Regions from separate parts of the Mus musculus genome. Here region 2 is linked to region 1. The links are chromatin loops, found by intact Hi-C in ENCODE. Cell type or tissue: left cerebral cortex. All regions are shown on one strand. Each heading gives the region's core, and the rest is flanking DNA. Links, peaks and the distances in the headings are about the cores only.

What was found. A loop is a pair of places that touch in the nucleus more often than their neighbours do. Peaks named below come from ENCODE experiments on the same cell type or tissue, not always from the same donor. Only the 100,000 strongest peaks of a DNase experiment are listed, where the experiment ranks them.
Region 2: a loop joins it to region 1, with 2.6 times the contacts of the local background. A loop is called at or near these places in 1 of 42 quality-filtered maps.

What each region holds. Positions count from the first base shown.
Region 1 is chr10:80,621,584-80,625,964 of GRCm38, reverse strand. Gm31298 (a long non-coding RNA gene) reads left to right here and starts at 3,218. Exons shown (of 3, transcript XR_871877.3): 1 at 3,218-3,488. It also overlaps a transcript of Csnk1g2 not described here. In left cerebral cortex, for the core only: CTCF peaks have their summits at 2,075 and 4,090; DNase peaks (open chromatin) are centred at 2,259, 2,905, 3,491, 3,813 and 2 more places; H3K4me3 peaks cover 3,012 bases; H3K27ac peaks cover 2,681 bases.
Region 2 is chr10:80,699,835-80,704,215 of GRCm38, reverse strand. Mob3a (MOB kinase activator 3A) reads left to right here and starts at 2,396. Exons shown (of 4, transcript NM_172457.2): 1 at 2,396-2,419. It overlaps Izumo4 (IZUMO family member 4), which reads right to left and starts at 1,523. Exons shown (of 10, transcript NM_027829.3): 1 at 1,257-1,523; 2 at 1,087-1,167; 3 at 936-1,007; 4 at 460-486; 5 at 288-363; 6 at 130-177; 7 at 22-36. The coding sequence starts at 1,500. In left cerebral cortex, for the core only: CTCF peaks have their summits at 1,486, 2,233 and 3,660 (motif pointing left); DNase peaks (open chromatin) are centred at 507, 1,640 and 2,111; H3K4me3 peaks cover 2,546 bases; H3K27ac peaks cover 2,075 bases.

The DNA of each region.
Region 1 (4,381 bases), core at 194-4,193:
TGACTGCCACCTGTTCTGAGTGTTCTGTGCCCTCTCTGCCCAGAACGGAGCCTCTTGGTGACAGTGCAGTGTATGGTGCAGAGCACAGAGAGACGGAGTCCATAGAGTCTGATGGTCCCATAGGCCTAGGGAACCTGTCCCACCACCCAAGGGTAAGCAGCCAGAGTGTCTCCTCAGGTGACCAGGTATGTTTCTGCATTTCAGGAGCTGAGTGGAGACCTGCTGAGGTTCCCCAACACCACACACCTTGAGATCAAGACACCTCCCAGGGACCAGGATGGGGACAACTTTGACCCACTGAGGTCAGAGCAATTCATGGGCAGGTTCCCACACAAGCACTACTGCCCAGCTCTGAATGTAACAGGTGACAGGGAGTGGATAGGATAGCAAAGGCATAGATGTGTCCTAACCCACAGGGCCATGCAAGATGGGCTTCCTCAGAGTGCAGCCATCCTGGCCTTCACCAGCATATCCTCTGGCCCCAGGGTTACTAACATCAGGTGGTCCTCCTCTATGGAACAGGTTATCCCTCTATAAAAGGTGCTATGGCCACCTCATGGACACCATACCACACAAGCCCCAGATTAAGGGTCTTCTCAGCTCACCAGCTCTCAGCTAAGTGCATAGACAACTCTGTGAGCTTCATGCCTATGGCTGTGCCAACATCAACTAACAGGCTCTCAGGCAAAGACTGCCCAGGGCACTGACTGGCAAGTTGATATCCAGCCTACAAGGACAGAGCTTGGGTCCAGCAAGAGCATGTACACCAAGGCCCTGGACAACAGATGTGTGGGGGAACCTGAATAAAGTCCTACCCACTTCTCCACCATGATGTAGCTCCAGGCTAGGGCTCTTTCACATGGCCCCATTTGTCCCCCAGATAACAAGAAAGCCACTGCCTGTCCTATGCCATCTTGACACCAAAGGCTACACTACAGGACACTTAATCCTACTTTTCCTCACTCCTCCCACCTGGCTTACCACACAGGCGAGAGCAGGGCCTCACCAGCCCCCAGCTGCTGTGGGTGGAAAGGGCCTAGGTGGTGCATCTCAGCAGAAAGAAGTCACACAGAATAAAAACTATCCACCATGCAGCACAGTATCTGTCCTGCCACTGAGTGAATACACATCTCTGCACAAGCATCCCTCATTCGTAAGCTCCCCAGGAACACAAATGGTCTCCTGCATTTATCTGGCACACCGCCATTTGTCCCAATTCTCAAATGGGCATGCTGGCTTCCTCAAAGATGCGGATGGGCTTGTGGGAGCAGTTCAACTACCAAACATCTTACCTACATCCTCTGCCAGAGGCAGTGACTGTATGATTACAGAAAAGCCACAACAATCCCATGATACTACAAACCATGGTGGACAGCACTGGCTGCCTGGCCTCTTGGATGTGACCACTCCAAGGTAAAATCAAAGCAGAAGAGAGGCCACCTCTCCTGAGCAAGCAGGCCCAGGAGTAAGATGCATGCAGACACTACATCTCACCCCACTAGCTTGCAGCAGGCCCTGGAGCCTAGGCTGGCTTTAGAGCATCTAGATCTGGCCCTCCCTGGGGTCCTCAGTGCTCTGCTCAGTCCATCTAGTTCCCCCCATGTCCCCTGGCTCCCAGGGTATGAGCAGGGCTCAGCCTTTGTAGGAAGGGTGGGGAATGAGCAGTGTTAGTTCAGGCCTGGGAGACACATGGCAGGCAGACAGGCACTGCATCCCTGTGATCTGGGGGTTGGGAAAGGAACCCACCAGCCAGTACCACACACCTCTGGTGCAGAGAGAGACCCGCAGACACCATTTTCCTCTACACCCAAGCAAATCCCCCGGGGCAGCCGAGGGGCCCAGACAGTGTTCACCCTAGCACCTGACTTGGTTAACACAATCTCTGTAGGCTGCTGGGGTTTCTCCTACACCAACAAGGCCTTTGTGCCTTCCACCCACCAGCTCCCACAGTCCCCCTAGACAAAGATCCCCATCTGCCTCCAGAGCCCTGAGGGATGAGCCGGAGAGGATACAGACAGGTCTCCACCTACACACCACCTCCCAGACTGCTTCCTGCAAACTGCCATTAGGAGGCCACCAAGATGAAAACCATCTGGCCCCAACTTATAAGTCCAGGACACTACAAACACCGCTCTCTGCAGACATTCTTTCTAATTCCATCTCTTATTGAAAAAGTCACAGTCACCCGTGCACAAAGTTGAGGCAGAGGGGGACCAGCAGGGGATCCGGCAGCCTGCTCAGACATCTCACCCCTCCCGCCTTGAACCGTGTGTTTCCGGAAAACAAAGCCGGTGGCCAGAGCGGAAGGGGGAGGGCGCAGGCAGCTGGGCCTAGAGTTCCCAAGCAGCTCTCAGCAACAGGTCCTCTTCCACCTAGACAGGACCCTCTGTCCCTGTCCCTAAGACCCCCAGCTCTTCTCCCTCAACAAACCATCAGGTCCACAAACAGTAAAGAGTCAGCATCAGGAAGAAGTGCTGGGAGTGTGGACGGACAGGGAGCCGAGTCCAGATGGCAGGAGGCCTGGTGACCAGGTGTTTAGAGGGATCTAGGGACAAGAAAGGGACATCGGGGGACACGGAGAAAAACGTGGGAGGGGGTTGCAGGTGAGCTGAACACCTAGGAAGGAGACACAGGAAACTTGGAAGTCAGAGCGCAGGAACAAGAATGGGGTCAAAGTGAGATGGAACACTGAGGCAGAATGCGGGGTCTCGGGGGAGGGTGACCGGAAGTGGGGACGCCTGGGTGTCGCAGGTGAGCTGAGCACCCAGGAAACAGTGCCCATTCGAATTCAGGGACCAGAGAGCCAGAGCAAAGGTGGGGTCAGGGACAGTGAGGGATACTGAGGCAGGGTGACCGGAAGTGGGGGTCGCCGGGTGCAGAAACCCAGTCAGGAAACGCAGGGTGCACACCATGCTCGACCCGGTGCGGAGTGGGGTTATCCGGGGTCAGTGGGAGTCACGGGGTCCCGACGCGGCGGGGGTGGGGCACGGCCGACCCTGCGCGCGCAACATTACCTGCGCCCCGCCTGGGGCCCGCGGGCGGCGGTGGCCGAGCTCAGCAGCGCGGCGTCCCCCGCTCCGGGCCCCGCGCACGTTCGCGCTCCGGCTCGGGCCCCCGCTCCGGCTCCCGCGCTACCGGGGCCGGCCTCGGCATGTTCGGCGGAGAGGGCCGGGCTCCGCCGCTCCGCCGCGCCCGCTCCGCGGAGCCCCCGCGCGCCTTACGCCGCCAGCGTCCGCCAGCGGGGGGCGGCGGCCTCCGCGCTCCACTGCGCAGTCGCAACCCGAGCCGCGAGAGGCGTGCGCGTTCTACGTCACAGCGCGGGGCGTGGCCTTAAGGAACGGAACGCGGCTTTACGACAGTGTGGGTACGGTATTGGAGGGGAGCGCGGCGCTTTACGACGGTCGGAGCTGTGGCTCTGAGGCGAAGGTGAAGTTTTACGACAGTGTGAAGGCGTGGCTTGAAGATGAGCGCGGTATTTTAACCACAAGGTAGGGGAGTGGCCTAGAGGCAAGTTGAGCGCTTTACGATGGTTGTGGGAGTGGCCTGCTGGTAGGGCGTAGCTTTACCACAATAGGGTGTAGGTGGGAAGAGGGGAGCGAAGCTTTATCAAAACGTAGGGGCGTGACCGAGAAGTGGACACGCCATTTTGCGACGGCGCCTGTTGGTAAGGATTCGCCGCGCTACGGCCGCCGCGCTTTGCGGACAAGCCGAGGCCGCTGGTCTGCAGGTCCCGCGGGACACCAGAGACTGATGACTACGGGAGCGTACCTGAGCTGTTTATAGGACCAGCAGCGGACCCACCCTTGTGGGGGCGGGGCTTACGCAATCCGCCTGGCAGCACCCTTTCGTTGCCATGGAGACGCGTGGCGGTCTCCCGGGCGCCAACCCACAACCATGTCTGTGACGTCACTGTCTCGCCACCTGACGTCACGGTGGGCGTTATAGAGGGGCGTGATCTCCGTGGTGGTTGAGGTTGGCGCTGGATCCGGAAGTTGTTTCCATAAAAGAAGATACTATTCTAAAATTAATGGTCCGCACCGCAGCAAAATGTCGCTTTTGGTTAGCGGCAAGTGGTCAGAGTCAGCACTGCCTGTCTCGGTTTTAATTCTTTAAAATTTTATTTTGATTTTTTTTTTAATTTTAGAGACAGCCCTACTATGTCGTTAAGGCTGCCCCCCAACTCTTCGTAATCCCTTTTGCCTCATTCATCAAGTGCTAGGATGACAGACATGACCCCCTCATCCTTAGTTTTTTTCTTCGTTCTTTTGCACGGCCATATCTTCCCAGATGCCAGAACCTCTGGGGTCCCAATCCTGCAGCAGGTCACCTGGGGCCAAATGGCAGCTCCCCTGCCAGCCTCCTGCGCCTAGCACAGGCTTTG
Region 2 (4,381 bases), core at 199-4,198, 78 kb before region 1:
TGGATTCCAGCAGGAACTTACTTGTGCCAGGTGTTTCTACAATGACAGTAGGTTTGGAGTCAGGGGACCAAGTGGCCTCCCTTGGTGTCTCCCTCTCCATGTCCTGGTACCCAATAAGCCCCAGCTCACATGTATTTCAGAAGGCCCTGTACAGCTGACTCCCACTGTGCCGATGACCTGGGGTGGGGGGGGGGAACACAAGACTTGGTGGTGGGGTATCCCCAAGGCCCTGGTCCCCTTCCTTGCCTAGGACCCCAGGGGCAGTGGGATTGCTGCATGAGCCATACTTGCAGTAGTAGCCAAAGCAAATGACGTGGGAGTCCGTGCAGTTGCTGCAGGAGATGGTCTCGTACTGGTAGATACCTGCAATATATGAGAAGCAGCCCCAGACTCCCCTGGGCCCTCCCCAGCCTGGGCCACTGCCACTGTGGCCCTTAGCCTGGACCATGGTTCACTTACCACAGTGACGCTGACAGTCAATGCGGCCTGGGGAGGGGAGGACATAACAGGATAGTGCTTTCTGACAAGGCCCAGAGCTCAACACCTCAGCCCCACTTGTTTTTGTAGCCCAGGATACCCTAGCACAGAGAAGGTAGCCTAGGCTGCCTTGTGATTTGTGGCAATCTTCTTGCCTCGTTCCCTCATTTCTGAGTGCTGGGATTACACGCTTGTGCTACATGAGTTTCATGGATGTAGGAAGGGGTCAGTTGCAGTGAAAGATGGGGATAACCTAAGGGAAGGATGGTTCCATTGTTCCTAGGTGCCACCAGGAGACTAGTTTGACAGAAATAAGGGGGTGATGGGCATGCTAGCAAACATTTATGCAAAAGGGCCTCCTGCAGAGTCACTCCTCCCTGAGCCCTGTTTCCAGTGCCCCTAGCCCTGAAGTGCCAGCGGCCATGATCATCTTCCCCTCTGTGGAGCCCACTGCTCACTCTCTATGATGGCGTTCTGGATGAGGCGCACTTGCTCCCGGAAGATGGCCCGCAGCTCATTGGGGAAATACCCTGATGTGAGAGTCACAGCAGAACGGTCAAGTTCAGGTGCGTAGCAGCTCGCACCGGCCCCACCTGTTTCTCTTTTTACCTGGGAAGTACATCTTCCCCTGGTACAGCTGGTCCATCCTCTGGTACACGGCTTCTGCTACTTGATATAGCTTCTTCCGGGCTAAGGGCAGGAGGAAAAAGCAAGCAAATGAGTGGCCCTGCCCGGTTCCCTGCTGCTCTTCTGACCCTGGAATGGGTTCCGCCGCTCACTGATCTCAGCAGGAATGGCCAGATGGAGCTCCTTCATCGTGTTCTGGATCCAATCGGAGAGCAGCATCCCCGACACAGGAATGTCACCCACCCACCACGACTTGAGGTTCACGTGGTGACGATAGAAGGAGAACTTCTCCGCGAAATTGGGGTCGCACTGCAGGCAGCCCCGGGCCAGCGCCGCTGTCATGCCCAGAAACAACAGCAGGGCCATGGCCTGGCCCAGCCTGCCTTGCCCAAACATCGGCGCCGCCAGCGCCGCACCCTCCAGCCGCGCACCAACCAACGGTGCCTCCCGCGCCACGCCCTGCCACGCCGCACCAACCAACAGCTCGCGCTGTGGACCCTGGCCGCGCCATCCCCTGCCCGGGCCTGATCATGCTTCCAACTCTGGTCCCGCCCCGCTTAGACATGTCCCGCCCACCGGGCCTGATGGCGCAAGCCTTTAATCCCAGCACTTGGGAGGCAGAGGCAGGCGAATTTCTGAGTTCGAGGCCAACCTGGTCTACAAAGTGAGTTCCAGGACAGCCAGGACTACACAGAGAAACCCTGTCTCGAAAAAAAAAAAAAAGACAGCGCCTGCCCACGGATGGCTCCGCCCCTACCTGGCCAGGCCCCGATTAGACTCCTGTCCCAGGCCTGGTTCCGCCTACAGGCCTGGTACCGCCCACGGATGGCTCCACCCCTTTCTAGCCTGTCACCACACCCACCCCACCGCCATCCGGACTTCTGTCCCAGGGCTGGCTCTACTGGATCTCCCCAGGAGAGTGTAACTGAATCTCTCCAGTTACAATTGGCAACTGGTAATGCCAGTCTGTCCCCAGGCTCCACCCCATCCACAGCGCCTTACGCATGCGCTTTGGGCTGGCGCCAGTTCCCGAGCCAGCGAGGGAGGGCTCGTCCCGCCCCTCATCCGCTCCACTACAGCCAATTAGCAGCGCCCGTCCTGGTCTCCAGGGGCGCGGAGTGCCGCCTGCCTTTCACACCGTGATCCTCCGAACTCGGGCGCCACACCTCCATCCGGGCTGCTTCCCTTTAAGGGAAGTAAATCCGGCTGGCGGGCGCGGCCTGGGCGGGGCGTGCGGCGTGTCCCTCCGCGGGCGTGTCCCTCTGCGGGCGCGGCCGGAGACTGGGCGAAGCGAGAGACGGTTCCGGACAGCCAGGTGGGTCCTCCGAGGGCCAAGGCGGGCGGCGGGCAGCGGGACTTCATCCCTCAGGGTGACAGTGTCCAGCGACCGGCCCAGAGTGGGCGCTGGGGACCTGGATCTGTCAAAAGGAGGGAGAAAGGAAGCGTCATGGATCAAAAGCGTGTTTAATATTTGAGGTCCTAGATAGCACAGGCTAGCCTCCAGCGGCTGGATAGGATCCTCCTTCCCATCTCCGCTGACTCATTTGTTTGAAATGATCACGTTTCTGTTAAACTTCATTGAAGGTCTGGGCTCTTGCTCTGGAGTGAAGCATTTGCCTTGTGTGTAGAAAGCCCTGGGTTCTATCCCTACTTCTGCCTCTTCAGCACTCCTCGGCCTCCCCTAAATAAGCCATTGAAAGGCTGGATGGAGAGACTCAAAAACAGATCACAGAAAGTTAACTTTGGCCGCAGTTTCTTTTTCTTTTTTCTTTTCTTTTCTTTTCTTTTCTTTAATTCTTTCCTTTTATATTTAGCCCAGGCTATCCTGGAACTCAGCGAGATCACCCTGCCTGTGCCTCCTGAACGCTGAGATTAAAGGTCTGCGCCAATAACTTTGCCTTTTCTCTTCCCTCCTGCCTCCACCCCTTCCCTAGGCTCCATAGAATAAAGTGCCTACAGTCAAGTAGAGGTTGGCATAGTGTTAAGGCAGGGCAATTATTATTCCAGAGCTCCACGTGTATCCTTGTAACTTTGGTTTCTGATTTGCTACCGTTATGCAGAGTTGGGAGCTCAGGAACTAGGGGTGGGAGTGTCAGGGGACAGTTAGGTAGGACTCTCAGGTCAGCCAGCTCTTCCTTCAGCATGGAGGAAGTGGTTACTAGCTCTGTAAGTGATGGGGCTTCAGAGAGGTGCTAGCTGGAGGCAGCAGGATGCAAAAGAGACCACAGACTTAACCATTGACAAAGGCAGAAGCAGATAACCTGAGAACTTCCGAAAACCAGGTTTTAACCGCCCCTGTCCTGGGCTTGTTTTTAGAACTCAGTGAACAGCAGAGGTGACAAGGCTAGAGAGTTCCACCCCTGGGGCTTCTTGATGTCTGTCCTTTCTCCATCTTGATCCATTCCAGTGCCATTTAAGTTCAAGGGCAGCCTGGGACACTTAGTGAAATCTCACCTCAAAAAGAGCAAAAGGGGGCTAGTGCTCTTCCTGAGGTCCTGAATTCAATTCCCAGCAACCACATGGTGGCTCACAACCATCTGTAATGGGATCTGATGCCCTCTTCTGGTGTGTATAAAGACAGCAACAGTGTACTCACATATATAAAATAAATCTTAAAAAAAAAGAGCAACAGGGCTGGGGGTGTAATCAGGGTGGAGCCCCGCCTAGAATTCCCCCAGTGAGGGCTCAGGAGCAGAACATTAACTTAGGGTGTGTATGAGCCTGGGTTCCTCCCCAGTATTGGAGGAGGGGGGTGATAAGCCCTACCCCAAAGTAGAATTAATTTCAATGTTAGGGCGGAGTGAACGTGATAGAAACATATGTTTGAATTGAAATTTATCTGTCTGGGATCAGAGATGTGGACTGAGCAGAGCCCCCCATCCCCGACCTTAGTGTCACCCTGAGACCAGGACGACACTGCAGGGCACTGTGTGAATGGCATGCCTCTTACCTAGGAGAAATGTAGTTTTTATTGTGTGTGTATGTGTGCCACTTGCCTACAGGAGCCTCTTCTGAGGGTGTCACGTGCGGTTGTGAGCTGCCATGTGAGTGCAGGGACCTGAATCCCAGACCTCTGCAAGAACAGCCGAGCACTCTTACGCACAGAGCTATGGCTCCAGCGGTGTACACATCCCAGCTGGCTTGTCACTCCCTCGGTAGCCCAGGACCGTGTCAAGTTCTCCTGATTCAGCCCCCCCAAGAACTAGAACTGCAGGAATGGATATATCCAGTTATAATGGCTTTACAATGGGGCAGAACACATCATAAATTAGCAAAA